6 separate regions of the Mus musculus genome follow, and all the other regions are linked to region 3. The links are chromatin loops, found by intact Hi-C in ENCODE. Cell type or tissue: heart. All regions are shown on one strand. Each heading gives the region's core, and the rest is flanking DNA. Links, peaks and the distances in the headings are about the cores only.

Region 1 (4,780 bases), core at 558-4,557, 150 kb before region 3:
GCCTAAGGCATCTGGGCTGGATTAGTTCACACTCAGTGTTGCTCTGGAGGAAGAAGGGCAGCAGCAAGTGAAGATAAGAAACTTCTGGGGAGCCAAGTATGACCTCAATAGCATGTGACAAAACTGAAGTAAGCTTTGGTGAGAACTGACAAGCTTCAGTGACAGACTGTACAGTTCTCAAAGATGCCAGACAAGATGATCATAATTTCAATGCTGCTCTCTCAGAAAAACCTCTGATGCTAAAACAGGAACTAAAGTGTTGAAAGAGAAGGCTAAAGAGACTAGGACTGAACCTCACTGTACAAGGTGATTTGGAACCTAAACAACTTGAAATGTGGGTGCTAAGAGTTCCTTGGTAAACTGATACATGCATCTGAAATGTAACATTAAGGTTGGCAGGCTCCTAGGCTACACTGGTTCAGTAAATGCAATTTAACTTTGAAGTAGATGGGAAAACAAGAAACAACACAATTCAATAAAATATACACCCTAAGTCATGTACTGGCTAGTTTTATGTCAGCCTGACACATGCTAGAGTCATTAGGAAGCAAGGAAACTCAACAAAGAAAATGTCCCCACTAAAGTGGTCTATGGACATGCCTGGGGTGTACTTTTTTGATTAATAAACCATGGGGAGTACTCATTGTGGGAAATGCCACCTCTACACTGGTGGTCCTGGGTGCTAAAATAAAGCAACCTGAGCCAGCCAGAGGGAGTCGGGGGTGGGGGGAGCAATAAAAATTGTCCATTCATGGTCTCTGCTTTAGTTCCTGCCTCCAATTCCTGCTTTGACTTCCTTTGAAATGAACTATGACTGAGAATGTAAGCTGAAATAAATGTTTATGTCTCCAACTTGCTTTTAGTCATAGTGTTTTACCCCAGTAATAGAAAAACATAACTAAAACAAGTTATACTGACCCAGGCAGGAACCCAGGGTCTGTGTGTTATTGATTACATGGACTCAGACATATTTTTGAATGGGCCTATGTTTCTTCTTTTATACAAGAACAACTTACTTTGAAGACTCTTAAGATATTTAAAGAGAATACAGAACTATATTTCTTTTTAAAGTAGGTAATACAATGTTTGCCATATGAAAATTTAAAATGTGATGTTCCCTACAGCTACAGACAAAAGGGAAAAAAAAGGAAATATAAATGAGATCTATATTTTGTTGGCATGTACCTTTAATCCCAACACTTGGGAGACAGAGGCAGGAGGCCAGTCTATTCTAGAGTGAGTTACAGAACATCCAGAGCTACATAGAGAAACCCTATCTTGGGAGAAAAGCAAAAACCCAAAACCAAAACCTAACAAAAAAACGGGGGTGGGGGTTGGGGGAGAGGAGGGTGTCAAAAATAATAGGGCTTCATACTCTGGGAAGAGTCCTTTCTTTCTTTTTAATTTTATGTTCAAGTATTTTGCCTGCATGTATGGCAAAATTACCACTTGTGTGTCTGGTGTTCAGGGAGGCCAGAAAAGAGCAATATATCCCCTGGAATTGAAGTTACATAGAGACTGTTGAAAGCCACCATGCAGGTGCTTAGAGTTGAACCTGGGCTCTCTAGAACATTGAGTGTTTTTAGTCATTGAGTCTTCTCTTTAGCCCCATGCAAAGTATTTCTTGTTCTGCCAAAAGAACTCAAGAGATGGAACTCCAGTTGCACAACCAGTTAGCGCACAGTCCTTATACATCAGTGCTAGGCATAAGAACAAGAGATTAGTGATTCTAGGGGTTGGTTTTCTTTTGTTTTTTTGGCTTGTTTATGTTTGTTGTAGTTTTTTTCTTTTCTTTTCTCAACTGTTCTTCATGCATCTCTAAAGTTCTTTTCTTGGTATGTGTACACCACTAGCTCACATTCTTATCTGTAAACCATAACTGTGTTCTGAAAGATTCAAAAGCACAACAGCTAGAGAACACGACAGGAAAGGGAGATTTCCTGAAGTATCTAAGAAGAGAGGAAGAAGGAAGAGATTGCTCATACAGAGAGAGCTGCATAACGGACTTAAATGATGACTCAGCATTTAAGAACCAATACTGGCCATAAGGAGAGCAGAGTTCAGTTCCTAGAACACGTATCAGGCTCACAACTGCCTACAATACCAGCCCAGGAGAACCTATACGTCTGGCCTCTTTGGGCACCAGTACTCAATCACACATACCTGCATGCAGATATACTCACATACCTATAGTTAACAATCTATCTATCTATCTATCTATCTATCTATCTATCTATCTATCTATCTATCTATCTACCTACCTACCTACCTACCTACCTACCTATCTATTTTTGTTTAAGGCTGGCCTAGGCAAAGGTAACCAAATCAAGAGGATGAAGATGAAGAAAAAGAGAAGTGGGATGGAAAGCCTAGGTTCTGCCTGGTACACCTAATAAAGAAAACAGTAGTAAGGTCAGTTAGTTCCCATTGTGACCACCAGATGACAGCATCCACTTGACTGCAGTTTGAACAAATGGCACTTCAGGGCACAACAGGTTCAGTGGTTTGCACTTGTGGGTTGTAACTTGAAACATGCCTAATAGAAGCCTGAAAGAGGTTTAAAATTCAAATGCAAATGAGTCACCACCATTGTAGAATTTGAAATCACAAATCTGGGTAAGCCCTTTTAGTGAACAATTACTATTGTAGAATCAGAGCTTTCTTACACATCAATCAGAATAAGAATAAGAAAATAAGAAAATAGTAGGAAATAAGAGTAGGCTAGTATAGCGGCACACTGAAACCTCACCACTGGGACATGGAGTGAGGAAGATCATGAGCTCAATGCCAGTTGTGGCCATCGAGAGATTGAGAGAGATTGAGAGAGAGAGAGAGAGAGAGAGAGAGAGAGAGAGAGAGAAAGAGAAACAATATACTAAGAAAAAATGTTATTTCAACAGTTGGAAGAGGGAGAGATACCTAGTGTCAAAACAGAAGAAAGTAAGAGCCAAGGAGACAGACTGTGATTACTACTTTGCTTGTTTTTAAATTAGATACTGAATTGTTAGGAGCCACTGATAATCACTACCTACCACCCATTACTGTTCCTCCCACAATCACACATAAGAGTCCTAATGAGACAGCTTAAGTTCACAACACAGCTAGTGTCTACTTATGAAACCAACAAAACCGATCGGCCTCAGCCTTTGGAATGGGTAATCTTAACTGTTAACTTGACTGCAATTTAGGATGTTTCAGAGACAAACCTCTAGGTGTGACTGTGAGGGTTGTTCAGAGAAGTTTAAATGAGGTGAGAAGACTCACCCTTAAGATGGATAGCACTACTTCATGGCTGCCCCTATGACTGCAGATGCAGTGTGACCAGCCTCAGGCTACAGTCTGTCACCATGCCTTCCATCATGATCCCTTCAGATAGGAAACAAAAGAAACCCTTCCTTCCCAAAGGTATTTTGTCATAGTAATGAGATGTTAACTAATAGAGCCTCTAAATCTAATGGTATACTATAAACTTGAAAATACTGAGAAGCCAAAAAGAAAAAAGAAAAAGGAGTAACCACCTGACATTAGAAAAGGGAAAGATGGCCACTGCAAGCCTCTCTCACCAAGCCACAAATGACACTTGTTGTGATTTTTGTTGCTATTTTTCTAGTGATTTATTTATTTTTATTTTATGTACATTGGTGCTTTGCCTGCATGTGTGTCTGTGTGAAGGTGTCAGAACCCTGGCGCTAGAGTTACAAACAGTGGTAAGCTGCTACATGGGTGCTGAACCCAGGTTCTCTGGAAGAACAGCCAACGCTTTTAACCTCTGAGCCATCTCTCCAGCCCCTCACTGTTCGTTTTTAATAGGAAGGCAGGAGATATGTTTATTTGATTAGGGTGGCAAAAGTTGAGTCACAATGTAAGTTCACAACAGATATCAGAAGAGGAACACTGTGGCATAAAGGTATTAACAGAAGCCAAAAAGAAGAAGCAGGGTCTAAGGTCACTGTTGGCAGTCAGTCACCTGCAGCATCCATGCTTCTTGAGCGTGTTGTGCCCTGACCTTATCTCATACTTTCAAGACATTGTCTGTAGTGTTCACGTGGCTCTAGCAGCAAGGCAATTTAGGAGAAACTCCTTCTCAGGTTTACTTGTACTTCCTTACAGAAATGAGGAAGTATTTAACTCCTGCCAGATCAGAACACAATACACTGGCAAGTTATTGTTATTTTCCTCAAAAATAAGGCTATTTTGTCAATGATACTCTGTTGTGCTTACAGACAGTAACCTAGCATAACTGTCCTCTGAGAGGCTCTACCAAGCAGCCAATGGAAAGAAATGCAGAGATCGACAGCGGAGCATTAGATGGAGCTCAGGGAGTCTTATGGAAGAGGTGGGAGAAGAACTGAAGGACCCAAAGGAGATAGAGACTCCACAGGAAGACCAACAGTGTCAACTAACCTGGACCCCTGGGGACTCCCAGACACTGAATCACAACCAAAGAGCTAGCATGGGCTGGACCTAGGCCTGCTGAACATATGTAGCGGAAGAGCAGCTTGGTCCCCAACAGCAGGAGCAAGGGTTCTCTGAATATACTGCCTACCTGACTGTGGATTCCTTTCCCCTAAATGGATTGTCTTATTTGGCCTCAGTGGGAGAGGATGTGCCTAGTCCTGCTGTGACCTGATGATGGGGAGGGCAGGGAGGTTGTTATCTAGAGGGGAGCTCTCCCTTCTCAAAGGAAAAGGGAGAGAGGAATGGGGGTAGGCTCTGCATGAGAAGGTACTAGGAGGAGAGGGAAAGCTGATATTGGGATGTAAAGTTAGAAAGAAAGAAA
Region 2 (4,780 bases), core at 521-4,520, 100 kb after region 3:
TCAATGGTATGGAAAAAAAATATAGAAAACGCAAATTCGCAGAGAGAGAGAGAAGATAGATCTTTGTCTGCCGGGGGCGGGGGAGGGGGCAGGGGCGGGGGGCGGGGCGGGACAGGGGCAGGGGCGGGGCAGGGGCGGGGTAGGGCTGGGCATATTAGAACAGAACTGACTGCCACAGACTGAGGATTTCTCTGAAAGCCATGAAATAATCAGGAATTTGATGGTGAAGGCACAGCAGAATAGATGAAAAATGTTAAAACAGCAAAATTCACAATTTATCTCCTTTTGCTTTTTCCGTTTTTTTTTTTTTTTTTCTTTTGAGACATGGTCTCACTCGGTAGCTCGGGCTGATTTGAAACTCACTCTTTTAAAATTTTGTTTATTTCTTTTTTGAAGCTGGACTGACGTAGCCAGTACGTCTACCCATTGACTCACCTCTACTCCCTTGAAATTCACTCACCCTTAGCCCAGGCTGGTCTTGAACTTGCAGTGGTATTCTTGCCTCAGCAGCTCAATGGTTGACATTAGAGGCATGAACCACCATGCCAGGATCACATCTTAGTTCTTTTTAAACCTATATGCCATAAATATCTAGGGTGAGTGAGTTTCATCTCTTCTCAGTGGACCCTGCCATTATGTCTTAAGTTCCAAGAACCTCAGAGTGTGTCCTGAGCAAATCCACCCCCAAGATCCTTCCATGCTAAGGCAGGATGGCTGGGGACACGGCTCCTCAGTTTAGGATGTGGGTCCTAGACATGTTCTGTCTGGAAGAGCCACCCAGACATCCATGATTGGTAGATCTGGTCATTATCCCCCAGGACTCTAGTCTGTTTTCCGTTTACACTTTTCAGCAGGAATGTGCTGAGCACACCCCTCCCCCATCCCGTGGGTGGATCTCGCTCCATGGCTTCAGGGTTTGTCTGAGCTCTTGGTTCCTAAACCATGACCTTGAGCTCAGGAGGCTGGACCTTCTCCCAGAACTCCATCCAAACCACTTTCCACCAACTCTGAGTGAGCTGGCCTTCATCAATCTGATATGAGGAGGAAAGCTAGAGAAGGCGTATCAGACCAGGAAGGAACCTTCTAGATTAATCATCAGCCACCCCTACTCCCCTCCACAATCACCATTCCTTGGACAAGGTCCAGAGCAGAGAAGGAGCCATCCCTGAGTCACCCACAAAGTAAACGAGGAAACAAAATATCAGATCTCTGTGTCCCGGTCCCTGAAGCACATGGAGCCTTACAGCCAATTATTTCTGTTGCAACATCAGCCTCAGTAACTCCAATCCCATTAAACAATCTCCCACACAATGAAAAGCAAATGGACTGGCCCTCGGCCAGCCCCAGGACAAGGGGCTCACTCTCCCAAGACCGTGCTGACAAAGTTACAGTCTCAAACCATGTTGAGAACAAGTCCCTCAGGCAGGCACTTTCTTTGTGGCAGAAGCTCAGCTCACTCAGGGTTGCCGCTGGGATTAGAAGAGGCTCGGGTTTCTGTAGAGCAAATCTCATGGTCTCATAAAACATCATGGTGGAAAGGGATTTTCTGTCACACAGGCAGTGCAGCAATGGCCTCTGTGGTGGTCCATTCCCTGTAAGTTAGCTAACCAACTAGTACTTGTTACACACCTTCAGTCTGCTACCCATACTGGGCACTGGGGCCTGGGTTCGAATCAAGCAGAAAATCTGCCCTTAAAAGCTCTCAGTGTCTTTGAAGGAAGACAAGGCAGAGAGATTCAGCAGAACACTGTGCTGATGCAGCAATGCTCTAGATTTGCTTTGGGGGCCAGAGAAGGCTCCTGTGTCCAACAGATGGTGGTTAAGTTGCACCTTGAAAGTTTCCAGTAGTCTAGGAGATGGGCTCTTGATCCCGATCACTCTGTCTCCACCTCTGAGCCATAAGGAGCAAAGGTGCCTGGTATATTTGTGGAGGGGAGAAAGCCAGAGGTAACAGGACACCACACTGAGCCATGTCCTATTGGGCAGTTCCCACTGGGGTCTCAGCCCTAAAAACTGGGCCTTATGGAATGGAAGTAGGGTCCTGTGTACTATCCTGTCTGAGGTCCTAGCTCCTGGCACGGTGCTTAGCTCAGTCAGCTCAGTGACTTTCCTCCACGGAATGGGTGAATGCAAAGAAGAGTTAATGATGCTGTAAACTCCAGGCTGCAGCAAGCACCATGCTGCATGCTTACCATACACCAAAAAAATAAAAGAAAGAAAGATAATGCTTAAGAACTTTATCAGTCATATCACTAATATCAATACCACCAGCCTGGGGAGATGAGAGGACTGGGCAGAGAGGCAAGAGATTATGTGTCTAAGTTCACATGGCTAAGAAGATGCTTAGCAAAGTTCAAACCAGACCACTGTCATTTGTGTGCCACCTCTCCTGTGTGTGCTTAGCTCCTGATGCTTCCACATAGAACCCCTACCTGCAATAATCCCCACCTCCTCCTGCAGTGGGAGGAGCCATTCGAGAAGAGATCTGGATCAATGAGGAGCTTTGATTATCAGATCCACATCAATCTAGGGAGGGTGGAAGTTTCCTCAGCCTAAAGGGTTGTGCCCAGGCTCCTTACAACACAGCATGAAGATGAGCTTCTCTGTGGACGCAGGCTGTGGCAGACATGCTGGAAAGTGGACCCTGCCATCTTCTCTGCTCTGTGCCCTTACAGGCAAAGCCAGACACTCCCCAAATGGCAAGAAAGGCAAACCCACAGGGATAATGCTTGTCATAGTCTCAAACATCTGGCTCTTTTCTGTGCTCTAAATTTGGACCAAGTAGACGTCCACTTCCTCCTAATCAAGATAAGCCCAGACCAAGGCCCTACACAATCCTGCTGGGTCACTTAATTGCCTTCCTCTTGGGAATCCTGAGCCAGCCGTGGGGAAATTTTCAGCTAAGACAAAGAATGGAGGTCAACCCCTTGTTGCATCCTAATGACTTTTACAGACCAGTGAGCCACGGGAGAGTCTATTCCAGTCAAAGGACCTGTGGGTTTTCTTTTCTTTTCTTTTTAAAGAAGAGACTGTATTTTAAGATTTTCCAGGTCATGGAAAAACAGACGCAAAGAACACCAGTATGACAGTGTTCCATCCCATTGTTGTCTAAATAAAGCCAGATCAAGTTCACTCAAGAGGCCAATTCTCTAAACCACCAGAAAGTGACCCTCTGAGAGTGGTGGTGGGACACATGCCACCTCGAGTCACCGCCCTTCTTGTGGCTGGTCACAAGTTTGGTATTAACTGTACTTTCCATTTTAAAACTTTCTTTTATTCTGACTATAAAAGTAGTACTTTTATAAAGTTACTGTTGAAACTTTGGAACATTAAGAGAAAACAAAGAAATGGATAATACAAAAAAAAATCCTTCAGCCAACTATTAGTGAATGTGACCTCTTTAAAAGACAAAAATCAAGATCACGGTGTATAAAGAGTTTAAATTTTTTCCACTTAGTGTTATCAATAGCATGATCAACTATGCTCAATACTCTCCAAATGTGTGCAATTCAAACGAGATAAATGATAGCAGATTTCTGAGTGTAAGTGGCTTGCCGCCCTGAGGACATTTTGGTAGTGTCCAGTTTCCTGAGGGATGATCTTAAAGAAGCATTTCTGTCTTAATGGCTAAGCATACCTTTGGGAATTGGGATCCCTAAAGGAAAGGAAGTGAAACCCTGAAGTTCTGATGGATATTCCCCAATCGCCTCCATCCTGTTTAAGAAGTGTCCACTGACCAACACAGGGCATTGAGTTCCAGGTACAAAGACACAGGGGTAGAGGCAAAGAACCCAGCATTTTGCCTGAGGGAACCATGACCTATTGCGGGCATCCCTTGTCCTTGCACCAGCTCTGGGTGAGAATGCTTGCCTCCCTAGCTTCTCTTTGACCCCATGGTCTTATTTGAGGGCCACCTGTTTGGTTCTGGTTTTGCTTTCGTTTTTCAAAGGTAGGGTCTCATTGAGCTTCAAAGTCAATGTGGAACTGGATTAAACTGGATCTCTCAGTTCAAAACACTTCCCAGCCCTTTCTGTCTCTCCCTCGAGGGCGCCTGGATCAATGCTCTGTGCCACCACACCCCACTGACAACGGTATTTTTATAAAATTAAGTCTCAGCAACTCAATCATTTTTAAATATCCTTTCACTGTTGTTTTTATTTGCTGCTCACTGATACCCTTTCCCAAGGGTTAGGAACTCTGCCTGTCCCTGTGTCTGTCCCTTTCCATGTGTCTCTTTCTTATGTAGGTGCATGTGAGACTAGTCTGCTCGTGTGCTTTTTGTTTTGAGACAGGGTTTCCTTATGTAGGCCCAGCTGTCCTGGGCTATGTAAACAAGTTTGGCCTTAAGTGTACAAAGCCACCTTTGCCTCCCAAGTGCTGGAACTGAAAGCATGAGCTGCTTCCCAGCTAGACTTTTCAAAATTATTAAGATGTTTGTTTATTCTCGTTTGCAAAAGCTTTTAATATAGTCCTTAGTTGTCACCTGGCACGGTTTTTAGATTATTTTTATTTTATGGGTATAAGAGTTTTGTCTGTTTGTATATGCATCACATGAGTGCAGAGCTCGTAGAGAGGCCGGAAGATGTCAAATCTCGTGAAAATGGAGTTACAGATGGTTGTGAGCTACCTTGTAGGTGCTGGGAACTGAACCCCAGTCCTCTGCAAGAGCAGCTCATGCTCTTAGCCACTGGGCCATCCCTGCAGACCCTCTGTTTGATATAGTTTACAAAAGTTTTCCATTTCTGTTTTGAGGTCTATGCTGCTTTCTGTTTTAGTTTCA
Region 3 (4,780 bases), core at 213-4,212:
AGCACTCCTTGAACATCCTAACAAGATCAGGCACAACTCTTGATGTCAGACTCCACTGGGTAAATAGTGAATGTTCAGCCCATCATAACAGGGAGGACTGTTAGGAGGAGCCCTGTGACTTCAGAGTTCATAGTTCAGTCCTTACTGTGAGACATGGGTGGGATGTCTGCTTTCTATTTAGTTGACTGACCTATTTTTGGACAAATCATACTGCCTCGCCAGGCCTAAGCTTTCTCCTCTGTACAATGGGGACAATAAAAAATATTCCACAGAAGATGAAGAGATGGCTCAGAGGTTAAGAGTACTGGCTGCTCTTCCAGAGGACCCAGGTTCAATTCCCAGCACCTGTTTGGTATTGTGCAACTGGTTCTTACTCCAGGGGAGCTGGTGCCCTCTTCTGGCCTCTGTGGGCACTGCACACATATGATGCACAAACATGAAGGTAGGCAAAAGACTCATACACATAAAATAAAAATAAATCCGATAAAAGGAACCAGGTCAGTGGTGAGGGAGGGAGCGGCTCAAAGGGTGTAGACTAGGGATACTGAAGACCAGCCCAGGAGCCTTTAGTCAGGCACTGAAAAAACCCAAACAGCAGGAGCTAGGCAGGGGTGCTGAAAGAGTGAGCACCCTAGGAAAAGCAGTAAAACCCAGCCGGGACTGGCCTCCACGGATGCCAATGGCTGGAAGCAAGGATACGTTGTAAGACACATGGGCCTCAGGAGCAGACAAGGCTGAGGAAAGCAGGGAGACAAGCCTGAAACAGGGTGAGCTATTGTTACTCAAGGAGATCTCAGGAAGAGTCATTGACTAGCCTTTCAGCCAAAGTCTAACTGAATCTTAGGCAGGCAGCCATGGCCGCCTGGGCCCTGCTTTGGGGAAAGGTGAGATTCCAGGCATCCCACTCTGTGGAGAAAGTGAGGTGCCTCATCTCAAACACACGGCTCTTGGCTGCAGAAGGAATACGGGCGAGGAACCAAGTGTGGGCTGTGACAGTGTAGGCAGATCTAGTCTGAAGACTTCCGTGCCTTTTCAAGTTATTGTGGAGGTGTGTTTGTGTGGCTTTGCTTTGCTTTTGCCCACCCTCACAGTCACAATCGGATGTGCTCACTCACAGGTAGGTTCCTGTGGATCCACTATGTGCCCGGCTGTGGGCTGAGCCCTGGGGCACAGAACAGCCTCACAGGCTGTTATCACAGAGCACACAGGACAGCAGAAGCAAGAGCCAAGCTGGAAACAGGGGCATGGAAGCAAGTGGCCTCATGGGAGAGGATTTGGCCTGGATCCTGAGGTGGATAAGAATTTGCCAGAAGGAAGGAAGGAAGGGCGGGTGGAGTGGGGGTTCCAGGCAAGCAGAACTGCACAGAGCTGTCGGAATTGGAAGTCCCAGATGGTATGTCTGGGAAGCCGAGAGCCCTTAGGTGTGGCTGGAAGAGGTCCTGGCTGTGTCTGGGAATCACCCTCAGAGCTCTCTGCCAGTGTAGATTCTTGCTTTGCTCAGACACGCTGAACACCCCAGGGAAGCAGCCCTGGGGCTTCTTTAGTAAAGATCTCTGTCGGTTCCACACACATTTGGGTACAGGTGATTCATGTGTACAGCCAGAGCTGAGAAACAGAAGTTAATTCTAACTCAGCAGAAGGTACTTTTTTTTTTTTCAGATATGCAAAGGCACATGAACAGGAGCTGGCTCGGCAGGAGAGAAAGGCATGGGGCAGCAGAGGTGCCGACCCTAAACAGGACGAGCAGGGAGGGCTGGACAGGCTGTCTCTGGCTCTGTTTGTCAGTTAGAGTCCATGTCCCGGAGGGTAGCAAGCTACAAAGGCTGAAATGGAGAAGTGAGATTCTGACCAAGAAAGAAGCCAGACAGAGAAAGGAAGGGCTGTCTGAGACCAAGAGGGAAATTCCCTGTGCCAAAAAAGAGCCACGATGCCCTTTAAGGTAGAGTGAGGGTGTGGCCCAAGATGTGGCTCTGTCACCTTCAGGCCATGTGGCCTCAACAACACTGCTGTTCCACGCCCTCTCCTATAGAACAGACCACAGAAGCCCTCTCTGACATGAATCTGAACTCAGCAGCGCCCTCTGGAGGGTGAGCATGTGTAGGTGGAGGAACGAATGTAGAGGGACAGAAGAATCCTGAGGATGGTGTCTGCCATGTGGGTGTTGGGAACCAGCAGCTTTGGGACCAACAGGGTGGGTCTAGGGGAGTTCTCTTAAGCAGAGGACAGCCATAGAGGGTTTGCACAACAAGACACCAGCAAGCCAGTGTGGAGGGGATTCCAAAAGAACAGGGAACCAACTGCATTGAGTCTGGCCCTGAGCTCCTTGGCTTCTTGAAATCTTCACCAGCTAGTTTGCAGTGACCACCACAAGCCTTTACCCACCACTGCTGTGTATCGAGGTCTACTTGAGTGTTTGGACCATGTGGTTTGTCCACCTCTCAGACCAATCCACGGAGCAGGCATGCTCTGGACTAATGGGGGAAGCTATCTTAGAGACATTAGGTCTCCTGCTGAAGGCCAGTAGCCAGGAACAACAGGGCTAGGACCTACTGTGGGTAGGTCTCTGAGTACAGCCCTTCTCCCAAGTTTCTAAGAACTGGAGAAAGAAAAGAACGGGCTGCCTCAGAGACCCAAGTGCACCACGCCACTAGCCATTTCTCTTTCCATCACTTCTCCAGGTCTTCAGAGATCAATGTCACACCCTTTCCAGGTTGCTGCTGTCCCCTGCTCCCCACATCAGTCCCTATATCTGAAGCACTGGTGTCATGGTGGATCACCTTCCATGCAGGGTGCAAGGAAGACATCGTATCCACAGAACCGTGAGCTCTCTTCCTCTCCTGGTCGCCCTCTATGCTTGTCCTAAGATGGCTGTCTCCACGTTCCCCTCCCAAATCCGTGCCCCATTCTCACCCCTGTGACCCTCTCACCTCTCAGACCCTACTGCACTTTCTGGTCACTCTAGGAACCGCCAGGTTGTTAGTATTCTGAGTTAGCCTCTCTCTAGGTTATGAACTTGTCTATACAAAGCAACGTCATGCTTTGAGCCCTGAGCATGTGGCCCACTGACCTGTGCCAGGATGTGCCCATGGGTGGCTAAGCCTAATGGACACACAGGACTCCAATACTGCCCCCAAGCAGTGCACAGACTCCTGGATCCTCAGCTTCCCCATCTCAGCCAAGATTGGCCAAGGTCTTGGGGGTGCAGTGCCACAATCCCACCCAGACCACCCTTGGTTGGGTAGATATCAGGAGACCTGTGCTCTCAGTTTGCCCAGGTTCCCTTTCTGGTATAGACATCTGTCTAAGTCTTTCTAGCGTTAGCAGACTATGGTTCTTACCTGCCACACCCACATCCCTGCTGCCTGAGGTCTATACTGTACAGTCCCTGCCTTACTTCTGTTTCCCTGCTCTCTATCAGAAGCTTTCACTGAGTGCTGCGCCCAGCCTGGGAGCTGTCTTTGCTTGCAGCTCAGACGCTCCTTGCTATTATCAAAAGATGGGAGATCCTTGCAACTCCATGGTCTGACTCAAGGCTTTGGAAACCCCTTTCTCTTCTCTGCAGAACTCAGTCCCAGGAGGGAGAAATGTGGATGCTGGGATGAGGTGGGGGCTGCTTTGCCATGGGTTCAACACAACACTCAGTATCATTCAGGGTTATTTCCCTCATGCCGGGGACTTTCTGAGGCTCTCTCCTGACTGCCTTGTCTACCTCTCCAATGACCCTATACGCTATCATCACTCGGTAGAAGAGAATTGAAGTTCAGTGGGTTTGAGTCAATTCTCCAAGGCCACAAAGCTCATTTGCCTTGGCATGTCTTTCATAGTCATGCATGCAGGTGACCCTGGGACATTGGCAGCTTGCTTGGGTGTGGGTGTGAGGTAGCAAAGGGCCCTCCTGACTCCCCCAGAGGTACTTAACCTCACCGATCTGACAACAGCCTGAGACACACAACTCACTCATGGGGGCAGCATGCATGCTCACCGGGGCTTGTGTGTAGGTGACAGCTTCCATGATTTCAGCGACTTCATCCATCTCCTGAAACCCACTGGCTTCTCCAGACGCCTGTGAGGAGATAAGTCACAACACACATGAGGCATGAGAGCAGGTTACACTGGATTATGGTACTTGAGAAGGTCAGAGACTGACAAGCAGACTCCTGCAGAGGAGCTGTATGTGCATGTGTGTACATTTGCATGTATGTGTATATGTGCACTTACATGCATATATGTGCATCTGTTTGACTGCATCTGTGGAGGTGCATCTGTGTGTGGTATGCATGCATGTGTGTGTGCACATATACATCCACATACATATATGTGTATGAAGACATGTGTACACATATATACATGTTTGTGTGGTATGCATGCATACACGAATGTACATGTGAATACATGTATGTGTGGTGTTTGTGCCTTTCTGTGTGTATACATGTATGCAAACATGAGATCAGAGACACGGTGGGAAAGGCAGAGTGCGTTGTTGGTTTTTCTATTTCCATCCACACTGCTATTGCTACAATTCGTTACTTCACCTTCTGACCATGTGCAGGCTCCCTTTGCTCCTGGTTTGTGCAAGATGCTCCCTGGAACCCATTCAGGGAGCACTCATCCAAGGTGTCTTCCTGCTGTCACCTAACCTTCACAGCCAGCCCCTGTGTCTGCCCAGGAGCCAGTGCTTTGTCTGCAGAGGTTCCTCTGTTCTGGGACCTCTGGGTTATTTATACTTCAACTTGAATGCAGAGCAGAGACAAATATTTGACAACTTCCTCATCCTATCTCC
Region 4 (4,780 bases), core at 279-4,278, 100 kb before region 3:
GCCACGGTCCCGGCCGGCCTCGCACCCCTAAGGGCAGCCCCCGACCTCGGCAGGCTCGCCAGCCGCTGCCCCCCGGGAGCCCAAGAGGGCCGGCCTCTGCTCGGTGCTCCGCCACCCGCGCTCGACACCGCCCCCGCCCCGCCTCTCCTCCCCGCCCCGGCTCGCGTGGCGCCTGCCGGGTCAGGAGCGCCCGGCCGGCCGGGCGCCGCCACCTGCGCCCCCGGCCCCGCGCCATGTTTGAGAAAGAGCTGAAGCGAGCCAGAGGCCCGGCCCGGCCCGCGCGCCCCGCAGCCACCCGCCCGCCACTCACCCTTCGCCCCCGGGAGCAGCGTCGCCGCCGCCACCAACACGATGAGGAGCTGCGGACGACGTGGAGCAGCGGCCGCCGCCTCCATGGTCCCGCCGCCACTGTTTGTGGCCCGGCCCGGCCCCGGCCGCAGCTTCTCCTCAGGAAGCCTCGCCCCTCCTCGCCCCACCTCCCCGCCGCCGCCGCGGCCTCGCTCCGGCCCTTTGTAACTGCTCGAGGGGCGTACGCCCATTGGCTGCCCGGCTCCCGCCGACCCCGCCTCCCCCGCCGCCCGCGAGCGCCCTAGCGGGACCTAGCCGAGAGCCCCGCCCGCGGGGCCCTGGGCTACCAATGAGCGGCCGTGGGTTTCTGCCTCTAACCACGCCCCCGCACTGCTGGGCCTCTGACCACGCCCCCTCACCGCTGGGCGCCTTTACTCCAGCCACAGCGGGCAGCTCGCGCTCCCGCGGCGGGTGGGGGCAGGGTCCCAGTCTGCGCGCCCGAGGGAGCCCACGGTCCCGACTGAGCGCAGGGTGTGCCTGTGAGAGTTGCTCAGGGAAAGACTGTGACCGTTGCACGCTCTTTTCTTCTACTCCAACCCCACCCTGACTTCCCCTGCACAGTCCTGCACCCGCAAAACCCAACTCTCGCCACTCGGACCCTCAATATTGTCCGGGGTTCAACTTCCCCCACCCTAGACCCGCGGCTTCCAGCCTCCCCGCAAAGACAGTCCGATTTCTTTCTGCACTCCACGTCCGCCCCAGACCTCGTCGTCCTCTCCCCAAATTCCAGTCTCAAAGTCGGAGCCCAGTTTCGGAATCCCAAGGTGGAGCTCAGACACACCCCCGAGTGGCCTCTGTGTCTCGGCACCGTAAAAAGACCCAGACTAAGGGTCCCCGCCGCCCTCCTTCCCTCCCACCTTTGCTGTCCCCGCGTGGAAGCGGAGAGGCCCACGGGTTTCGAAGGAGGGAGGATTGCCCTACGAAGAAGCATCCCGCCCCGGGGCGAAGCGGGAGCAGTCATAGGTACTTTGAGTTGTCTCCGACACTCCTGTGTAATAATTTCGAGGTGTCACTAAAAACCCAAATAAACTCAGCTCCGCTTTCATTCTGAATTCCTAATTTACTGTGAGACGCTCCACCCACCTTCCCTCTGGGACGCCAAAATGAGCTCCAGATTTGTAATTCTTCCTGTCAGACTAGTCCTTTCTTCAGACACAAACACAGTCACGGAGGCGGCCGCATGGCACCGACAGCATTTTTCCGCAGAACCTTTTAAGGAGAAAATGTTATTTTCTGTGTGATTTGAACTCGGAATTAAATAAAGCTCCGTAGTAGGAATCAGCCGGCCTCTAGTAGCTGTTGGTAAATTGCTTTATAGCCACTTTCCAAGAGTTTGATCCTGCTTATGAAAGCAAACCGTGGGGGCTAAGAGCTGGGGTCTGAGACTGCTCCTCGGCTCCAGCTAGGACACGCTTCAGCAAGTCCTCAACCTGCCAGAACCTGAACAGGCCTGCTCTCTGGGACTCCAGAACCATCAGTTCCTGCCTCCCCTGGCTCCCCTGGCCCCCCTGGCTCAAATGCCCTGAGGTTACAGGGACTAAATTTGACCAGCTTCTAATGAAATCTCTCTGGGAGATATAAAGAGCCTGACACACCTAAAATCTCCAGTGACTGCCCCCGCCTCACCCCCACCCCTAAAGCCTTGTACTTCCTAGGCAAGTACTCTACTCATAAGCTATACCCCCAGCTCTTGTGCTCCTATGTGCACCGTATGCAAGTAGTGCTTGTGGGGTCCAGAAGAGGGCGTCCAATCACTTGGAACTGGAGTGACACCTGGAGTGGAACTGTGAGCCACCTAACAAGGATGCTAAGAACGGAACCACTTCCTCTGCAAGAGCAGCAGTCTCTTAACTATTAACCTATCTCTCCGGCCCCCAGCCCTTGGTTTTTAAAGATGGGGGTCTCACTATGCAAACCAGGCTAGACTGAAACTCGGAATCCTCCTTCCTTAGTCCTCCACCTCCCCTCCCCCAGGCCTGGGGTTGCAGCCACATGCCAAGATGCCCCCCCTATTTTTCTTTTTCTGATCTAGTCTGTGTCTTGCATAAGATCTCAAGAGATTTTTATGCTATGCATGAATAATTAATCTCATAGGAATTTTTTCTCTGGTTATCTTTAATGGGTTGCAAATATTAAAAGCTCCCATCCCACTTATAAATGGGACTGAATCACAAGTCCAGAGTGCCTTAGTGACATAATGTGTCTGGAACAGTGTCTGGGACATAGTAAATATTTAGTTAATACCATTTACTTTGCCCCCTCCCCTTTGCATGATGTTAACCTTGAGTCTAACCCAATGCTTTGCCTTATGAAGCCTGTACTGATCAACATGAGGATTTTTTTCTGTGACACATTTCCTAGTCCAGGACATTTTCCATGGAATGAAGTGTGTTCACTTGGAAACTGAGGAACAAGAAGGAGAAACAGACTATTTTTAAATTATATCTTTCTGATATTAGGGGGAAATTTCCATGAGCTACAGATCTGAAAACAAGCTGTGTTAGAATGAAACAAAACCTGTCCATTTAAATTTGGGACTCTCTACAGTTTTTTGGGTTCAGCTGCTTGGGTCTGGGACCTGGAATGCCTGCTTAAGCTCCTCTGGAGGCAGTCCAAGAATATGCATCGCTAATAAACTACTCAGGAGGTTCTACTGCACAGGGCACCTGACCACTTCAGAAGACATTCACCTGCTTAAATATAGTAAAATGAATGAACCCACCTGTGTTGAAAGGTTGAGCCAAAGGTCGAAGCCTCCAGCCTTAGAGACTTCTGGACCCTCGTGATCCTAACATTCTCTAGATATGGGTCTGGGCTGCCTGATTTCTACTCACTCCCTAGCCTCAACACTCATTCCACCTTCTGTTACCCCTCCCCCCCACACACACACCTCCCGTCCACCCTCCTTGTGGCAAAGTAAGAATTATCTTACCTATACACACAGTTTTGTTGTGAGGCCTAAATGAGTGGTTGCCTGTAGACAGTCAATCACAAAAGTTCATTCCCATCTTAGTCTCCACAAATTCTCGGAAGGCTCATAGGATGCTCACTCTAGTGCCTTGATTTAAAGGGGAAGAGAAAGAGGATCATCTTTCAGCAAGTTGGCTCTGGAGCTCTGTCTGAGAGAAGTACTCTAGCCCCTTGCCCTCTACCCGGTAAACCCTCAGCCTTTACGCTGAGTACATTGCTCTTTTCCCTTTGGGCAATTCTCTTAACGAAGATACTTTCTCCGAAACAGAGAGCCAAAGGTTCTAGTTCTCTCATCTCTATCCATTTCTAGAGTGGCTTGGTAACAGAATCCTAACTCCTTCAGGGAAAGCAATTTACCAGGAGGGGAGGGGGAGGGGTTCAATTTGTTCAGCTCCACACTTGAGTGAGCATGCAGCAGGGTTCAGTCCAGCAAAACGGGAACAGGAATCGCTTTCCTTCCCGGCTAAGTTTGTTCCCCCTGTGATGACTAACCTTGGCTGTCAACTTGAATCTACTAAAACCCAAGCTGCTAGCCACTCCTGCGAGTGCCTTTTTGAGCAGATTATTTGCAATGGGAAGACTCACCCTAAATGGCATTTGTTTTGTTTTGTTTTGTTTTGCTTTGCTTTGCTTTGCTTTGCTTTGCTTTGCTTTGCTTTGCTTTGCTTTGCTTTGCTTTGCTTTGCTTTGCTTTGCTTTGCTTTGCTTTGCTTTGTTTGCCTGCTTGCCCTCACTTTCACCAGCAAGTCCAAGGATCCCATTACTGTAGCCTTCCTTCACCCACTTTAGAAACAGTTTCTCTGGGCATCAGATGCACACTGGAGACCAGCCGTCCTCCAGGCTTTGAACAGCAGACTGAGACTACTGAGATGCCCAGCTTCATGGGGCTGAGAAACTCCTAGAATCTCCGCCTGTCCAGTGTGAGCGAGCAAGTGTTCCACCGCCCAAACTACATCTTGCAAAACATTCTAATAAACCTACATGTATAGTCTATCAGTTCTGTTCCTTTAGAGGACCAGGACTAATACACCATTTAAACAAGGAGCAAACACATCACTCTCACTTTCTTTCTTTCTTTCTGGAACATAATTGCAACCTCTGGAGACACAACAGCCTCTTGTAAGCATAATGGTGATAGCTCATATTAGGTTTAATAATGAAGGAAAATGGGTCTCCAGTAAATGTGGTGATCAACTACATCAACTCTAATGCATATTTCCTATTGCGCAAGAAAAAAACAAGCCTTTGTTTTAAGCCCTAGAATACTTCATTTCTGCCTATTCTGTCCTAGCCTTTCCTCTCTTCTAACCTGCAAATATTATTGATTTATGTCCTGGTTAGATGTTGCCAACTCTTTGTGCTCCTAACTGAATGACAATGTACCTCACGACTTAGTGGCTAGGAATCATAGCTGCATTTATTGTCTAGAGATTGTGGGCAGGCAGAGCCAGCTTCTCTGATC
Region 5 (4,780 bases), core at 386-4,385, 190 kb after region 3:
GTGTGCAGGGATTTGTTAGCCAGTGGGTCGAGGTATCTGAGGCATTCATACACATGTGTGTCACTATTCCCCGGTTTTATCAGGGATGTCCCCTACAGCCTTCTGTTTTGAATATAGGTTTCCCAGTGTATTGAAGGATGCTGCAGACCCTTAGATAAACCTTAGTTGGAAGAAGTAGGTCACTAGGAGGCCTCTTCTTCTATTCGTTTGTTTGCTTGTTTGTTTTATGTGGCCACAAACCTTCTATACAGCTATTGATGACTTTGAATTTACCATTCTTCTTCCTCTGTCACTCCAGGACTGAAATTATACCCATGTGCAACCACATACAGCTATGAGTTGGAGTTTTTCTTTTGCTCATATATGTGTGTGTGTGTGTGTGTGTGTGTGCACGCTGTTTATGTACTATGTGCTATAATTATGGGCATATACCACATGTGGGTATGTGATAGCCAGAGGTCAATGTCGAATATCTTCCTACACAGCTTTCCACTTTATTTGTTTATTTTAAATTATATTTATTATTGTTGTTGTTGTTATTCTGTTTTGTTTTTGAGAAAAGGACTCACTATATAGCCTTGGCTGGCCCAGAGCTCACTATGCAGACCACGCTGGCCTCAAATTCATAGAGACCTGTCTGCCTCTGCTTCCCAATGCTGTAATTAAAGGCATGCACCACCATAGCTGACATATTTATTTATTGTGTGTGTGCCTGTGCATGCCATACAACAAATGTGGAAGTCAGGGGACACTTTCAATAACTGTCCTCAGACCTAACAGTTACGCTGTTATCATGACACACTGTTGGGACATGTAACAGCCTTGCCTTGTATGTCTGGCTTCTTGCTGGGTTTGGGCGGGCACTACTAACCATCTAGGGAAACCAGTTGTCTCTTCCTATGGAAGTGTCCATGCTGTAAGGACACATATGCTGTGAACTGCGTCTTGCTTTCTGCTTAATTAGCTTCTTTTCCCCAAAATGTCCTCATGGCTTACTCTCTTCCTTAAGGTTTTTGCAAGTGTTATATTTTCAGTAATTCTCTTGTTGGCTCAATTATGAAACAATGCTCCACCTTCTACCCGATTTTGCTTGGATTCATGTTCCGTTTACTGTGTCAACAGCACTCAACTACCATTCAGCAGCCAAGTTTATTACCACAGCATATCTTTATAGCCTGTATGGGTGGGTCAGATCCTAGAAGGCAGAGATGCTATCTTGCAAACGTTCGCGGCACGAAGAGCTGTGCCTGGCACTAACAGGCATCCAATACATACTTGTTGAGTCCGGAAAGAGAGATGAACTTGATGTCAGAAGACCTGAGTCCTAGCCACAGCAGCGCCTGCAGATCTGTGCAGACTATAGCAACATACAACCTTCCCGGTCACTCGTCTACTGTAGATTGGAATAATCATCTGAAACTCTAGGGTGGCTACAAGGACTGCCCTGGGGACCAGTCGGTGGTTCCTACTGTTTGTGTGATATACAGGAGGGCTTGGGACCAGAACAGTTGCTGGTCCCACACTGAGTTTCCGACAGTGGGTCTGGGGTGTGGCTAGAAAAATCTCTATCTGTAACATGTAAGTTACTGCGGTAGTGGTGACCCCCCCCCCCCCCTGTCAAAAACAAGAGATAGATGGGCGGGTAGCTTGACACAGATGAAGAACTCAGCACTGCAGGGCTGCTCCGGCAAACGACGGGGCTGACCCATTCGTCCCGATTCAGCCTGCGACTGTTTAGGGAGCGCTAGTGAAATGCGGGCCGGTCTGGGGTCGGTAGAGATGCGAGATGAGTTCTAAGCTAGGCCCAGAGGTCGGATTCAGTAGGAACGAACAGGAAGACTGAAGAGTGACCGCACAGTCACAGGCCCACCCTCCAAGGCGGGAGGCGGGCCCTGCGCGCGCGTACCCATCAGGCGCGACCCCGGAGGCGCGCGCGCACCCAGGGGGCGGGCCTGCGGACGGCGGGCACGCGCGCGGCCCCGGGGTGGGAGCGGGCGGCGGCGCGGAGCGGGCGGTCAGCGATGGGCGAGGGCGCGCTGGCCCCCGGCCTGCAGCTGCTGCTCCGCGCCTGCGAGCAGGGTGACACCGACACGGCGCGGCGCCTGCTGGAGCCAGGCGCGGACCCGGTCGCGGGGCCCGAGGCGGGAGCGGAGCCGGCAGGGCCCGAGGCGGTCCGGGCAGCGGAGGCCGGGGCGCCGGTGCCGGTGGACTGTTCCGATGAGGCGGGCAACTCGGCGCTGCAGCTGGCGGCGGCCGGTGGCCACGAGCCACTCGTAAGGTTCCTGCTGCGCCGCGGAGCCTCGGTCAACAGCCGCAACCACTACGGCTGGAGCGCGCTCATGCAGGCGGCCAGGTGAGCGGGGACCGGGAAGGAGAGAGTCCGGGACTCGTGAGAGTGCGAATGGCAGACTTGGAGCTTTGCCTTTTGGTCATCTGTATGATGGAAATAAAAGGGCGGTTTCAGAAACACAAGATTAGGGATGTTAGAAACTTTGGCTTCTGAACAGTGTGGAGGCTGCGGAGTGCATCTTCTAGACGTTCATTCATTCCGTTTTGCATCAAGGGTCTCCTAAGAATCTGTCTACTCACCCTGGCTTTGGGGGTTGACCGAATAGATAACTGGGATCCAATTAAGTCCCTATTTTGGGGATATGAGTGGGGTGGGTGGGTAAATAAAGTAGCATTCTTGATCTGGAAGGTCTGACAGTAGTAGCTGACCCAGTTGGAGGAATAGAGGCGATTTTTAGTGGAAATGAGGTGTTAAGACTCGAGGATTTGTAAGAGTTATCCAGGACCGGAAAACGAGGAAGCGAGGGAGAACAAGCACACTGCAGACACATAGTGATGAAAGGTGGTCAGACAACTGGGAGGATGCTGCGACCCAGAGGGGGCTGGAGACAAGCCCACCATTGGAGGAAGAAAGTAGGTGCCAGATTGGGGCTGAACAGAAACCCACAATCTAAGGATGATCAGGAGTGTGGAAGGCACAGGGCACTGTGACCGGAACAGACTTTTGTTTCGGGTAAGTTACATTCAGCACCTGTGAGAATAGGCAGAGAGATGGGCCAGAGTCAGGAAGGCTGGCTAGGAAGACAGCAGCCAAGGAAGAGACAATTAGTGGCCTGGATAAACCTGAAGTTGATCCTCGTGGTTGTGTGACCCTGCGAAGGGGTTGGGAGAGGCAGCAAAATCCATCTCTAGATTTCTGACTCGTATAAATATACTGAGCTGTAAAAAAACAAGAAAAGAGACAATGCTTGTTTTGTTTTTAGATTTGTTTTTATTTTATGTGTATGAGCGCCTGTGTATATGTGCACCACATGTGTGCCTGGTGTCTGAGGGAAGCCAGAAGAGGGCGATGGGTATCCTGGAACTGGAGGTACAGACACAGATGGTAGAAACCAAACCTGGCATCTTTTTGAGAGCAGCAGGTACTCTTAACTGCTGAGCCATCTCTCTAGCCCTAGAGGGAGAGTCCTGAGAGTGAGCATAGCTTTCAGTCACATAGCAGGTTGTACCGGTGGAGAATGCCAGGGCAGCAGAGGTGACCGTAAAACCTTTTTCCTAGGTCCCTTTCCCCTTAGGGGCAGTATCTACTCTTCCTCCAGGTGAGCCTTCTCCTGCCTAGGTACCCCCTCAATGGCTTGTGATATCCCCAGAATGCACCCCCCTCCGTCTTCCTCTCCATCCCCTCACCCTTGTCCGCAGATACCTCTGTAGCTGTCTCCCACCATACTCCTCTGCTCCAGGTATACCTTTGCCCCTGCCCCCTTGAAGAGCTTCCAGATCTTTCTGGAACAAGTGCTTGGCTGTGCCTGTCACCAGCAGCTGCCCTAGACTCAGGATGACACTTCTGTCTGTCCACATCTGTCAGTACATCCGCCCTGGTCTCTTAGGCTCAGGCCTGGATTTCATCCGGGCCTTCTCTGCATTACTTTGTACTTTTTAAAAAAGCTGAGCCGGGCGTGGTGGCGCATGCCTTTAATCCCAGCACTCGGGAGGCAGAGGCAGGCGGATTTCTGAGTTCGAGGCCAGCCTGGTCTGCAAAGTGAGTTCCAGGACAGCCAGGGCTATACAGAGAGACCCTGTCTCGAAAAACCAAAATAAATAAATAAATAAATAAATAAAAAGCTGAAACAAGATTATCTTTCCACCTTACTGGTGAGACCCTGAGATTTAGATATCAGAATGTGTGTTGGCAGGGAGTCTCCACAGAACCCTTAGCCTGAGTTCTCCTCTTCTGCTCTCAGCAAAGCCCCTCCTCTCTCAAGCTTAGCTTCTTCCAGGAAGCCTTCCTTGATGTGGCCATGGTCTCTGGTCTCACCATACCAGGCTGGCTCGCTGTGCACCCAACCCTGGCTATACCTAAGACTCCCTGGGATGTCTCTCCACATGGGGTTCCTGGGGTTACCTTTCTGAAGGCCGTGACTCGGAAGCTGAGGAGAGAGGTGGGGAACAGGAAGGGTTGTGAGAAAGACGCTCAGAATGACTTTGTACATTGGAGAGGCCCAGGTGTACACCTTCTCTCTGAGATCCACCCACTATAGAGACCTTGCAAGCCCTGAGCATTTGCTGAAAGCTTTGCTTGTCATGGTTTGCAGCACTGGCTTGTCCCAGTGCCACCAACCCCTGTCACCTATTTTTTTGCTGTTTACCAAGTTCTGCAGAATTGTCCACATCATCTGGTTAATTTCTTTCTTTCTTTCTTTCTTTCTTTCTTTCTTTCTTTCTTTCTTTCTTTCTTCCCTCCTCCTCCTCCTCCTCCTCCTCCTCCTCCTCC
Region 6 (4,780 bases), core at 262-4,261, 560 kb after region 3:
GCCTCATGAAACGACAACAGGAAAAGCAAACGCCTGCATTGTTCTCGTCCGTGTTACCATGGGGCGCGTGCGTCTCTCGGCCTTGTCATCTTTTGTCTTCTCATGTTCTTACCTGAATGCTCAGAACAACCCTCTAGCAGGTGATGCCAACATTTCTCCAAAGACAAGCGAACATGCGGTGGTCCTGGCTCGGCAGCTCCGGTTCAGCACACCGGCCCGCCAGCACACAGGAATTGCAGGCTGCTTTTAGTCACACACAAACCATCAACTTGAAGCAGAGCAGGGCCCAGGAGAAGGGACCCACTAGACTCAACAAGGCAGCACCCCTCCGTTCTCCTTGGTGAGCAGAGATGCCCAGAGTCCCAGGGAGGAGCATGAAGTGCAGGAAGGGGCTCAGGTGGCAGCTGTGTGACCTTGGCTAAATTCCTCTGGCTGTGGGTTCACTGCTTTCCTGTTCTGAGTAGGACAGAGGCTAATGGAATACCCAGGATGAGTGGCAAAGCCACAAACTGAGACTCGTAAGATGCAGTGTACACACGATGGGAGTAGAGTGGCCAGGCTGTGTCCCGGTCCCCTGGCACAGTGTCCTGACTGATAGCCTTTTCACACCCCAGTTCTGTCGCTTCTCTGTTCACGCTACACTGGGCTGGAACTTGACAGCCAGAGCCGTCTGTGAGTAGCCACTGAGTGGGAAGGTGGTGAGACTGTGTGGCAGGGCCCTGGCTGAGCTGTGTACCCCCATTGCCTCAAGGTCAAAGGCTGGGCAGGAGAGAGACTGGCCTTGCCAACTGTGAGGCTAGAAAGCCAGGACATACTACTAGGGACCCAGATGTCACCTAAAGTCAGAGGCAATTGTCCCCTCAGAGACCTTGTGACCTAAGAGGGTTAGCAGAAGCAGGAGGTGACTATGGAAAAGAGGAGTGGTGTGAATACTCTTGACCCAGGGAGGTGGTGTGAATACTCTTGGCCCAGGGAGTGCCACTATTAAAAGGTGTGGCCCTGTTGGAGTGGGTGTGGCCTTGTTGGAGGAAATGTGTCACTGTGGGGGTAAGCAGTAAGACACTCCTCCTAGCCACGTGGGAAACAGTCTTCTCCTAGCAGCCTTCAGATCTAGAGGTAGAACTCTCAGCTCCTCCAGTGCCATGCCTGCCTGGATGCTGCTATGCTCCCACCTTGATGATAATGGACTGAACCTCTGAACCTGTAAGCCAGCCCCAATTAAATGTTGTCCTTTATAAGTGTTGTCTTAATCATGGTGCCTCTTCACAGCAATGAAACCCCTAAGACAGGGACTACCCTTGGCTGGCTTAGGATGGGTTCCCATTCTCCCCTGTGTCATAAGCATGGAGAATAAAGTATTTCACAGTGCAATGCCAGAGGTTACAGAGGCCACTCTGGCTGCAGGTACATGGACAATGCCATGCAGACAGCACCGTCCTGGGACAATTGGGACTTTCTCCTGACATACCACACCGCTGGGCACCCCATGTTACGGCAACGATTTGGGGGAATCTAGTGTCCCTGGTGCTAGTACCAGCTCTGTCCTTTGCCGTGCGTCTGTGACCTGGAGCTTGTCACTCAGCCTCTCTGAGCCTCACAGTGTCCCCTAGCATGGGGGTTGTACTGGAGCCAGGACCAGGATGCTGGACTAATGAAGCGAGCTAGTCATGGAACAAACTTGGTACAGAATCTTTCCAACAGCGAAGTAGTCAGTCAGTGCGAGGACTGGCAGGAGGGAGGGCAAGAAGTGGGGGGACAAGAGAGAGCATGATGAGGCAGCTCCTAAAGCAGAGACAGGCGGGCATTCACCTCTGCAGGGAAGAAGGGCCTGGGGCCTGCATGCATGCCACAGCACCCAGAGGATGGAGGAAGAGCTCCACCCTGGGTGAGCTGAGCCAGAGGATGAGGGTGGATAGAACAACGGGGACTGTCAGAGAGGCAGACATAGCATTCAGACCTTTCCTTCTGTTTGGAATCCATTGGTATGGATGGAGGAGCAGGGAGGTGAAGGATAGTGAGAACCAACACGTGCTAGAGGCCTCAGGAGCCCAGGCCAAGGAGGAGTTGCCAGGACCAGACCTCCACCCAGCCTTGTGTGTCGGCAGCCCCATGTAGTTGGTTGGTGAGGGTCTAGGTAGGTAAGGAGGAACAGAAAGACTAGGGAGACACAAGAGTCCAGGTCTCACTTAGTGGACAGTGACTATGGCCACTCTTGGACTAGCAAATCCAGGAGCAGTGGCAGGCTGAAGGGAGATGGCAGTAAGCTCACACTGGCAAGTGCTGGGCTAGCGGGGTGCCCATAGGCTGGGGTGGAATGGGATGTCAGTGGAGTGGAGATCCCTGAGAGGGGCCGAGAAGGGGGAAGGGCAAGGTGAGCAGAGACTGAAGGTGGTAATCAAAAGCTCCCTGCACTGGACCTCTTGGAGTTGCCCAGGGGCCACTAGGAATGGTTCATAGCCTGGAGGACATCAGGGCTAGTGCTCATAGAACTGGGTGTGGAGTGTCAGGAGGCAAAAATCGCACTGGCTCTGCCCCTGGAGCTCAGAGAGGGAAGAGGAGGTCAGAGAAACCGGAAAGGAGGAATTTTAGGCCCGTACTGGCTTTGCCTGTGAGTGGGCCAGTGCCGTGATGAGGTCACATTCTGTCAGTGCTGAGGACAAGACAAATGATGGCGGCTTGTCTCTCCACCTGGGCTTTAATGGTGTCCGTCACCTCAGCTCGTGCTGTGCTGTGTCAGGGTCTGAGGAACCCATATTTCTCCTCACCTCTGCTGTCTGTCTCTGTCTCACAGAAGGCAAGTGCTTCTGAGAGTAGACTCCCACCCTGAGGATCCCTGAATGCCCCATGCTGCTGACCATGCTGCTGACCGGGAGGCCAGACTGCAGCAGTGGGGCAGGTGTCTGCTGCCTGCTGGGAGCTGCCATCTTGGAACCCCCCCAATGTTGTCATTTATAGGGCTTTGGAGGAAAGGGACTTGCTCTCCCCAGGTCGTCAGGGACACTCTCCATTCAGTACTGTCACTTTCTGGGTGACCATGTGGATAATTACATTTTCCATGTCAGCAGAGACCCCCTAGAAAGGTTTGCCTGCAACCCCAAGGCCAAGGCCTAGGAATCCCAAGTCTACTAGATGTCTACCCTTCTCCCTGTTGGCTCCTGGGCCAGTTTCTGCTCACAGTCCCAGCATCCCTAACATCCCTTGGCACTCCTTGGATATAGGTAGAATTTCTTGAACGCATGTCCACAGAAGGTGGTGTTCCTGAAGGGACTTCCCTCTGGCTTCCTGAGCAAGGCACTGTCCCCATCACTCTGTACCTCAGGTTCCTGCCTGTTTCCTGTCTGTACTTCTAGCTCTGCTCTCCCCAGACTCTGCCACTTTGCTTAGAAAACTTAGAGGTAACAGCTTCTGAGAACCGGGGAGACTGCTCAGTTGGCAAAGGACCTGCTTTGTAATCGTGAGAACATGAATACAATCCCTAGAACCCATGTTTAAAAAAAAAAAAAAAAGCAGAGCATGTCATGCCTGTAGTCCCAGGGCTGGAGAAACAGAAACAAGCAGAGCCCTGGAGTTTGTCAAGTTCCAAGCCAAATGTGAGACCCTTTGTCAGACACCTAGCTTGAGAGCTCCTGAGGAGCAAGGACTAATATTTCCCTCAGTCTCCACATCTCCACGTACATATGCAGACATGTGCGTGCACACACACACACACACACACACACACACACGCGCACACATATGCACACATGCATACACGTGCACACATGTACACATGCACACGCGCACACACATACACATGTGCACACACAAATACATACGTGTGTGCACACACACACACAGGCATGAATGCACATACAGAGATGCAAAGGCTCCTCTGGGCATCCTCTTGACTCTGAGACATGAATAGAGACATCAGTTCCTATGAAGGCTGCACTTGAGAGGCAAGCAACACACATGGCTGCTGCCCTAAACCAAAGCTGCCCCATGCCTCAGCCCAAGGCCCCTTCGGTCCCATGCCACACCCCCTGCTTACCCATGCCTTGCTGCTTGCTGGACACAGCCCGGTGGTGTATCCTCTGCCTTTGCCTAGGCTGGACATAGGACGTAGGCCAGAGACATCCATCCAGCACACAGGACCAAGGCCAGAAGATTGTGCCAGTACTTGCCTTGAGTCCTTATCTGGGTCTCAGTTTCTCTGATAGGAAAAGAACTAAATTTGCAGAAGCTTATTGGTGTTTGCAGACTGAGTTGGAGGGGGTGTCAGTCATGAGATGACAGGACATCGTGATATTTAGTGCCTAGAGCACAGGGTGCTCTGCAAAGCACAGACATCCCCTCACTGTAAAGTGCTGCACTCCATACCCACAAAGGAAAAGTGACCAGAAGTACCCTCAAGAGCCCCTGGGGCTAACAGCACACTTCCCTGTCCGATCTGCGATTCTGGGGGGAAAGAAATGTGTACTCAAAACATTCAACAACGAATTCTTACCTGAAGTGATAGCTCTGGCCTTGCTGTGTCCAAGATGTGGGGCTGCTGGGATAAACAGCCCAGCCCCCCGAGGCTTCTGGAAGGTTTCTCCTGGCTCCAGAACTCTGAAACCCTCTGAAGTCAAAGATAATAATGGCTGACACCTCAGGAGGTTTCTCAGCTTCTGCAGGCAGTAAACGATTAGCTACCTCCCTTCATCCCTCTCTTCATCGCCTTGCTAGCCCTGGGAGCCTTCAGGTGAGAAAGTCGCAGCTCAGAGGGACTTCGAACTCTGTTCAAAGTCACCTAGCTGCC

The links. A loop is a pair of places that touch in the nucleus more often than their neighbours do. Peaks named below come from ENCODE experiments on the same cell type or tissue, not always from the same donor. Only the 100,000 strongest peaks of a DNase experiment are listed, where the experiment ranks them.
Region 1: a loop joins it to region 3, with 5 times the contacts of the local background. A loop is called at or near these places in 24 of 42 quality-filtered maps.
Region 2: a loop joins it to region 3, with 2.9 times the contacts of the local background. A loop is called at or near these places in 2 of 42 quality-filtered maps.
Region 4: a loop joins it to region 3, with 2.2 times the contacts of the local background. A loop is called at or near these places in 26 of 42 quality-filtered maps.
Region 5: it touches region 3 in a loop (2.8-fold over the local background); 2 of 42 quality-filtered maps call a loop at or near these places.
Region 6: a loop joins it to region 3, with 2.4 times the contacts of the local background. A loop is called at or near these places in 3 of 42 quality-filtered maps.

What each region holds. Positions count from the first base shown.
Region 1 is chr4:47,397,706-47,402,485 of GRCm38, reverse strand. The region is part of intron 4 of Tgfbr1 (transforming growth factor, beta receptor I); the gene reads right to left. Among named protein-coding and RNA genes, the nearest start is that of Gm32435, 26 kb to the right of the region's middle. In heart, for the core only: a CTCF peak has its summit at 2,442 (motif pointing right); no DNase peak of the experiment used is centred there; H3K27ac peaks cover 315 bases.
Region 2 is chr4:47,148,219-47,152,998 of GRCm38, reverse strand. No RefSeq gene overlaps it. Among named protein-coding and RNA genes, the nearest start is that of Gm52731, 39 kb to the right of the region's middle. In heart, for the core only: no CTCF peak of the experiment used is centred there; DNase peaks (open chromatin) are centred at 1,018 and 2,868.
Region 3 is chr4:47,248,439-47,253,218 of GRCm38, reverse strand. Col15a1 (collagen, type XV, alpha 1) reads right to left here. Exons shown (of 40, transcript NM_009928.3): 5 at 3,983-4,063. Gm52733 (a long non-coding RNA gene) reads left to right here and starts at 1,142. Exons shown (of 3, transcript XR_003955398.1): 1 at 1,142-1,291; 2 at 2,030-2,087; 3 at 2,679-3,989. In heart, for the core only: CTCF peaks have their summits at 406 (motif pointing left) and 2,091 (motif pointing left); DNase peaks (open chromatin) are centred at 1,318 and 2,038; H3K27ac peaks cover 489 bases.
Region 4 is chr4:47,348,927-47,353,706 of GRCm38, reverse strand. Tgfbr1 (transforming growth factor, beta receptor I) reads right to left here and starts at 485. Exons shown (of 9, transcript NM_009370.3): 1 at 311-485. The coding sequence starts at 395. It overlaps Gm32435 (a long non-coding RNA gene), which reads left to right. Exons shown (of 3, transcript XR_390551.4): 3 at 1-1,393. In heart, for the core only: a CTCF peak has its summit at 2,069 (motif pointing right); DNase peaks (open chromatin) are centred at 576, 1,326, 1,456 and 1,806; H3K4me3 peaks cover 1,778 bases; H3K27ac peaks cover 1,690 bases.
Region 5 is chr4:47,054,522-47,059,301 of GRCm38, reverse strand. Anks6 (ankyrin repeat and sterile alpha motif domain containing 6) reads left to right here and starts at 1,996. Exons shown (of 16, transcript NM_001356426.1): 1 at 1,996-2,353. The coding sequence starts at 2,022. In heart, for the core only: no CTCF peak of the experiment used is centred there; a DNase peak (open chromatin) is centred at 1,911; H3K4me3 peaks cover 1,694 bases; H3K27ac peaks cover 1,078 bases; H3K27me3 peaks cover 479 bases.
Region 6 is chr4:46,692,499-46,697,278 of GRCm38, reverse strand. The region is part of intron 13 of Gabbr2 (gamma-aminobutyric acid (GABA) B receptor, 2); the gene reads left to right. Among named protein-coding and RNA genes, the nearest start is that of Tbc1d2, 45 kb to the right of the region's middle. In heart, for the core only: no CTCF peak of the experiment used is centred there; no DNase peak of the experiment used is centred there; H3K27ac peaks cover 292 bases; H3K27me3 peaks cover 535 bases.